Regions from separate parts of the Homo sapiens genome. Here region 1 is linked to region 2. The links are chromatin contacts, found by Hi-C or POLR2A ChIA-PET in ENCODE. All regions are on one chromosome and are shown on one strand. Each heading gives the region's core, a stretch centred on a gene start or an enhancer-like site at or near the end of the contact. The rest is flanking DNA. Distances are from core to core; before and after follow the strand shown. Region 1 overlaps CHRM3 (cholinergic receptor muscarinic 3). Region 2 overlaps CHRM3 (cholinergic receptor muscarinic 3).

Region 1 (3,361 bases), core at 781-3,280, 35 kb after region 2:
TAATAAATTTCAGTATGATTTCTTTTTTTCCCTCTGAATAAATCTTTCCATTTGCATTGCTTTCACATGCCAACTGAAAAATGACGAGGTTCATGAGTTTGGAAAGGAGAGCTTTATTTCCCATAAAGAGTTGCACCTTGAGGATGGCCATTCTGACAGGCTAAGAAGCATAACTTCCCGTCAGAAGCAGAAACAGACACAAAGGGAACAGGAATTTTGCTGAGTAGGGTGGCCTAATATACATATTTAATAAGCTATGGGAAGCATCATTAATATTTAGGAATGGAGAAATGTATGCATGCACAATTGAGCTTCATGCCCCTTCCTGGGTCCCATGTACAAAAAATGGCAGCATTAGCATGACCCGAAGGTTGAGTTTCCAGCCCTCTGACTGTCAAAGGGTGAAGCAGAGGACACGAAAACCCTCACTGCACATTCTCCATAGGCTGGCCAGAGCCACTCCATGGCAGATGGTCTCTTATCAGGCAAAGAAGGAGGGGTAGCATCAGGGGTTGGTTGATATCAGAGTGGAGTTTGAAAGGGCTGGTTTCTGGTCAGCCTTAAGGGAAGAAAGCTTCATCCTAGTTATTAAGGGTGGGGGTATAGCAAGGTGTGTCTGATCTATCCCATCACAGCCGAGAACTCGGTGTTCAAGGTCACCCTAGGGTCCCTTTGACCAAGAGATGGTCTGTTCAGTCAAGTAAGAGGCTTAGAATTTTATTAGCTTACACACACTTTTGGTATTTAGTTTTTTCAGTCATATTCCTCTCATGTTTTAGAATAAGGATTCACACTGTTTTGTGTGACTGGTTCAACTTTATTCCTTTGGCCTGTTGTTTTTAATCCCGTAGAGCCAGAATTAATAGTGACATGAGCTTTAGTTTCCATTTGGTTTCAGGAAATTCAAAACAAGAGATCATTGTTTTCCAATATTTAATTATATAGGCTGTGCCAAAGTAGACATTTTATTATTATTTTATTTTGATTCTTGCAGTTTCTGTACTTGTTTCATTTTCACAGATAGGTGGTACTTTCATTGAAATAATCATCTTTTATTCTTGCGTACCAAGTTTAAAGAATTTAATTTACATTTTATGATTTAATCAAAATCTGAACATGACCTTGGAGTTTATTGTTTTAATAAAATTGTTTCCTTAGCTCCTGATCCATCTTAAACTTCATTGCAATCCTTGCATATTTATTAATTATTTGATTTTACACAGTTTTATGATGTGGGACAGATGGTTGATGACTAGCTCCTTTGACACTGGTAAAATGAGACATGCAGCTTTAATTTTTTATGAAAATTATAATAGATCTAGTGGGGAAAAATGAATCTAGAAACTAGCTATTTTTTTTCAGAGTATCTTAGATTTGTATTGGCCTCACTGATGCTGAGCTCTGCAACATTTCACTTAAAAGAGTCTTCAGCAAACACAGTGTCTCATGCACCTTCCTGTCCTGGAAATCCTATTTTAGCCAAGGACATAATGTGCCAACATCTGAATCCTGGACAGTGTCTCTTTATGTTTTGGGGTTATTTTTAAAGTGTGTGTGACATATAGATTTATTTGCACTGAATAGGAAAGATGTCCACAATATATTGTTTAATGAAAATAAAAAGCAAGCTAGAGCACATAATACACATTGGAGGGTTGGGTGTAAAATCTTGGATCAGACGGCTTTGGTTTAAGTCTTAACTCTGGCTTCCTAGGAGCTGTGTGACACTGGCCCAGTCTCAGAACCTTTCTGTGTCTTCATTTTCTCATCTGGTGACTAAATAATAGTCTCTTAATTCACAGGATCCTGGTGAGGATTAAATGAATTAATATGTATACACACAGCGAGCAGTGCCTGGCACACAGTGAGTGTTTAAAAATATGCATATGTCATTTTGCAAAAGAACACATTTTGGAAGAACATAACCATTCATCTAACAAATATTTACTTAGTAAACTGCTACCAGTGATTACCTCTAGGGCATGGGAATGAGAGAGGCAAGGGCAAGAGGACTGAGTTTCTGCTTTATAAGCTTAGGTATTGTTTTAAAATTTTGCTTGTTCATGGAAGATCTGCTTACTAGGGCAGAGATTAGGAAATAGACCTGAGAGCCAGCCTGTGTGTGTGGCATCCTGCATCTGTGTTTACAGTTAGCCGTGTGACTTGGGACAAGTCTTCAACTCCTTGGTACATCCATTTCTTCACCCTTAAAGTGGAAATCATAACAGTCCCCACCTCGTATGGCTATTGTGTGGATGAAATGAGTCACTACATGCATTTCACTTAGAAAAGCACAGAGGTTCCTTGAAGGACAGAAGTGATTGGCAGCTGTAGCAGTAGCAGAGGAAAGGGTAGGGTCAAAATCTGCAATGCCCTGAGGTTCTCATGATGTTTGTCTTTGAAATCATAAAAAAAAAAAAAAAAAAAGAATTTAGAAAACATGTCCCTGAAAAAACAATCGAAATCAAAATAAAATTGTAGGGTTTTTTTCTCATTTCCATAATTTCCTATTCATCTCACAATAGTTTTTAATCCCTTAGCCATGTATAAAATTCTTTGCTCGGTATCTTACCCAGTTTTTCCTATTGGTGAGGTTTTTCCGCTTTGTATCTTATCTCTTTCTTCACCTCCTCCACTTCTCCTTCTTCTTCGTCAGTAGAATTCACTTTGTTTTTAAGGGTCTTTTGCTCTCATCTTGTTGAGAGGAATCACAATGACTGTCTTTTTCTGGCCAGATTTGCTTTTCTAAGAAAAACTGATGACTAATAAAGCCATAGGCATCAAATATGGATCCACTAAACATTTTATCTACTAAGGAACCACTTTATTTTCATCACAGTTGGAGAGTCTAAGACAGATTTGGAAACTCAATAAAGGAAGGAAAAGGAAAAAAGCTTTTGATATTGTCTTCAAGGGATGAACAACCTAATAGTAAAATAAAAACGTATATATTCAACAAGGGATATTTCAAATATTTAAACAGGGAATGGCACAGGCGCAAGTGGATGCCTTGTGGTGGCCGCCTTGCCGGCATGCCCAGGGACCTCAGCCGTGAGTGTGTGCAGGAAGCAGGAGAGAAGATTCCCATTTATTTTATTTTATTTATTTATTTATTTTTATTTTTTGAGATGGAGTCTCACTCTGTCATTCAGGTTGGAGTGCAGTAGCACGATCTCAGCTCACTGCAACCTCTGCCTCCCAGGTTCAAGCGATTCTCGTGCCTCAGCCTGCCAAGTAGCTGGCATTACAGGTGTGTGCCACCATACCTGGCTAATTTTTTTGTTTTTAGTAGAGACGGGGTTTCACCATGTTATCCAGGCTGGTCTCGAACTCATGCGCTCAAGTGATCAGCCCACCCTGA
Region 2 (3,426 bases), core at 363-2,862:
ACTAATACAGATGGTATGAGATCGCTACCAGGAAGACAATTAAAAGCCATGGATGATTACAGACCATGAAAGGGAGGGTGAGTTGAGAAAGTGCCCAGCACAATGTCTGACACGTAAATGATTCTTGATAAACATTTATGGCATGAAGGAGGTAAACAGAGAGAAGAGGAGGGAGGAAATGGAAAGGAGTTAGAGAGGGGCATCACTAGCTAGGATAGTGCATGAAGGCTTCTTAGAAGAGCTAACATTTACTTGAGTGGGATTTTGCAAAGAAGGTAGGTAAAACTCATCTCAACAGAAAATTGTAAGCAAGCCCTCAAATGAACAATATTCTCTGTAGCACATTAATAGTAATTAATCACCTGCTAAATTAAAAGAAGAGATGGCCAGTGAATACTTGTATTCTTTGAGCAGAAACTTGACTGGAGAAAGCTTCCTGAAAACAAGCAGCATTCAAGAGTCTCTTTAAAACTTGAATGATTGCTTAGGAGGCTGTTTGATGGCCTTGAAACTGAGATAAAAACCAGGAGGGTAGAAATGAGTGAGTGGCAACTTTTAGGTATACAGAAAGTTGCTAAAGCAAAAAACATAGACACATAACTTTCAGCCACCGATCTCAATATTTATAAGGGAAATGATAATGTCTCAACACATGCCCCATAGGGAAAGAGCCAGAATAGAAATATTTTTGACACTTCCATTTGGAACCAGAATCTCTCATATTTACTATCTAAAACTAAGGAGCCTTTCCCAAGTTAGTTTATTATGATACTACCACGAATAAGTTAAATATTAATCTGTTCCCTAAAGATAAGTTTTATTGCTTTGAAGGATGAAAAAAATATGAAATAATCACTTTGTGTGAGGTGTGTCTGTGTTTGTGTGTGTGTGAAGTAAAAATCAAGTTAGGAATAAAACATCTTTTTAAAGTTTATCTTATAATTCCAAACGAATCCCTGGAAACTGAACTACTGTGTGCCATTTGTTTTTGTTGAAATGGTTGTTAAATTATTCTGATTATTTAGCGATGCCAGAGGCTCTCTTAGAGTAATTTGATATATCACTCGGTGTCTTTGTTTCACCTCAGCTAGGTCCAGAAAGAGACCTGGAAGGGAGGTGGATAATCATAATAAATGAAAGCCAGCCTTTCTAGTTTAGTTATGCACAAAGGTTAAAATAATTTGTTAGCCAACAAAGTGTTTGTGCAATTACCATAGGTCTTTAATCATGTTTTGCCACTATTGCCACCTGTCTGAAATCTTAGACATCTTATGTTCTGTTATAACATTATTTGAAGTTGCCCCGAACATTATCTTATGTGATCCCTCAGAAAAAGGGGGAATTAATTGACATATATTATTGATATATATTATTAATTAAAATAGTTCATACTTTAATAACATGGCTATAAATGTGTATGTGGTTCCTACTGTGTCTCATCATAATTCTCATTGGTTACCAAAGAGCAAGATGACTTCACTTAATTCACTTAATGATGCACTAATTAGAAAGGAAGAACACTTCAACAATTAAATCCATTGACCAGTTTTCAATAGCTCTCCCACGCTGGCATCCTTGCTGCGATTTCACAATATTGCAGAACCAAGTGACATTGTTCTTTAATCATACACATGAATGCATTCACTCTAAGTATATGTTGAGTCATCCCTTTCCTTCTCCACCCTTCCCCCTTTAGAGCTCGGTTTTAGCTTTTATTGTCACTTGAATCAAATCAAAGAACAGCAGAAAAGAATAACATGAGGAATGTAAGTATCGTAGTTGGAGTCTGACTACCTGAAATCAGACTATCTAGATTCCTGTTTTGGTTTTTCCTCTAACTACCTGTGAAACCTGAAGCAAGTGTCTTAACCTTTATGTGCCATAGTATTTTCATTTGGAAAAAAAAAAAAAAAGAGAATAATTGTACTTGCCTCTTACAATTTGGGTTTTTTGCGTTTGTTTGGTTTTTTAAGGTAGAATTTATATAACGTAAAATTAGTCACGAATCATTTTAAAGTGTACACAATTCAGTGGCATTTAATTCATTCAGTGTTGGTACCTGTCATCTCTTTCTAGTTTCACAGCATTCTCATCACCCTAGAGGAAGCCCTGCATCCATTAAGCAGTGACTCCCCATTTGTTCCTAGAGCCCCTCCCCCAGCAGCTACCAGTCTGTTTTCTGTGTCTATGGATTTGCATATAGTGGATATTTTATATAAATAGAATTGTATAGTATGTGACCATTGGTGTCTAGCTTCTTTTGCTTAGCAGAACGTTTTTGAGATCCATCCACCTTGTACCACGTGTTCCATTTTATGGCTGCCTAATCATCCATTGGATGCAAATACCACATTTTTATCCATTCATCAGTTGATGGAAATTTGAGTTGCTTCCACCTTTTGGCCATTATAAATAAGGCTGCTATGAACATTTATGTACAAGTTTCAGGTAGACATATGTTTTCATTTCTTCTGGGCATATACCTAGTAATGGAATTACTGGGTCATGTGGTAATTCTACGTTTAACCATTAAAATAATTTATGGACTGTTTTCTAAGATGGCTGTAACATTTTACATTCTCCCAGCGGTGTATGAGAGTTTGTTTTTTCACATCCTCACTAATACTTGTTATGTTCTTTTTTGTTTGTTTCTATTTGGTTTTTATTTTGGCCAACCTGTTGGCCATAAAGTGGTATCTCACTGTGGTTTTTGACTTCCATTTTCCTAATAACAAATGAAGTTGAGCATCTTTTTATGGATTTGTTGGCCTGTTTTTTTTGTTGTTGTTGTTGTTGTTTTTTTTTTTTGTTTTTTTTTTTGAGGTGGAGTCTCACTCTGTTGCCCAGGCTGGAGTGCAGTGGCACAATTTCTGCTCACTGCAAACTCCGCCTCCCGGGTTCAAGCCTCAGCCTCCCAGGTAGCTGGGATTACAGGCATGCACTACGATGCTCAGCTAATTTTTAGTATTTTTAGTAGAGATGGGGTTTCACCATGATGGCCAAGCTGGTTTCAAACTCCTGACCTCAAGTGATCCGCCTGCCTCAGCCTCCCAAATTGCTAGGATTACAGGCGTGAGCCACCACTCCCAGCCATACTGTTTTTTAAATAAAGATTTATTGAAAAATAAGTTGTATTTATGTAGTGCATGCCGTATATCAGGCATTGTTCTAAATTATATATAAGTTCTAAGTGTTTTATATATATATATATATATATATATATATATAGTCATTTAATCTCAAAATAAGTATAGTATTATTATACGTAAAGCATGTGGACCAGTACTTTGCAAACAGTAAACCAAAGAGAACAAGCATGTCCCCAGGTGAACTCTAAAAGACCTTCAGGAATACTCTGAAACCAAGCCTCCAACAATGCAGACTGCAGTGTGTAGCCCAGAGAACCCGACAGTCGGCTGGTTGAAA

The links. A loop is a pair of places that touch in the nucleus more often than their neighbours do. ChIA-PET counts read pairs that join two places held with the same protein, here RNA polymerase II (POLR2A).
Region 1: a loop to region 2 is called in a map of PC-3, with 3 times the contacts of the local background. The contact joins two enhancer-like sites. A Hi-C loop is called at or near these places in 1 of 168 maps with a recorded cell type or tissue (PC-3). POLR2A ChIA-PET finds 5 or more read pairs at or near these places in 1 of 52 experiments (MCF 10A).

What each region holds. Positions count from the first base shown.
Region 1 is chr1:239,891,326-239,894,686 of GRCh38, forward strand. The region is part of intron 6 of CHRM3 (cholinergic receptor muscarinic 3); the gene reads left to right. Among named protein-coding and RNA genes, the nearest start is that of CHRM3-AS1, 6.9 kb to the right of the region's middle. Within about 2 kb of position 2,031, at least 2 of the 41 ENCODE cell types and tissues checked have a DNase peak (open chromatin) inside an H3K27ac peak, as active enhancers do; they include PC-3, where a contact is called at or near this core.
Region 2 is chr1:239,856,624-239,860,049 of GRCh38, forward strand. The region is part of intron 6 of CHRM3 (cholinergic receptor muscarinic 3); the gene reads left to right. Among named protein-coding and RNA genes, the nearest start is that of CHRM3-AS1, 42 kb to the right of the region's middle. Within about 2 kb of position 1,613, at least 3 of the 41 ENCODE cell types and tissues checked have a DNase peak (open chromatin) inside an H3K27ac peak, as active enhancers do; they include PC-3, where a contact is called at or near this core.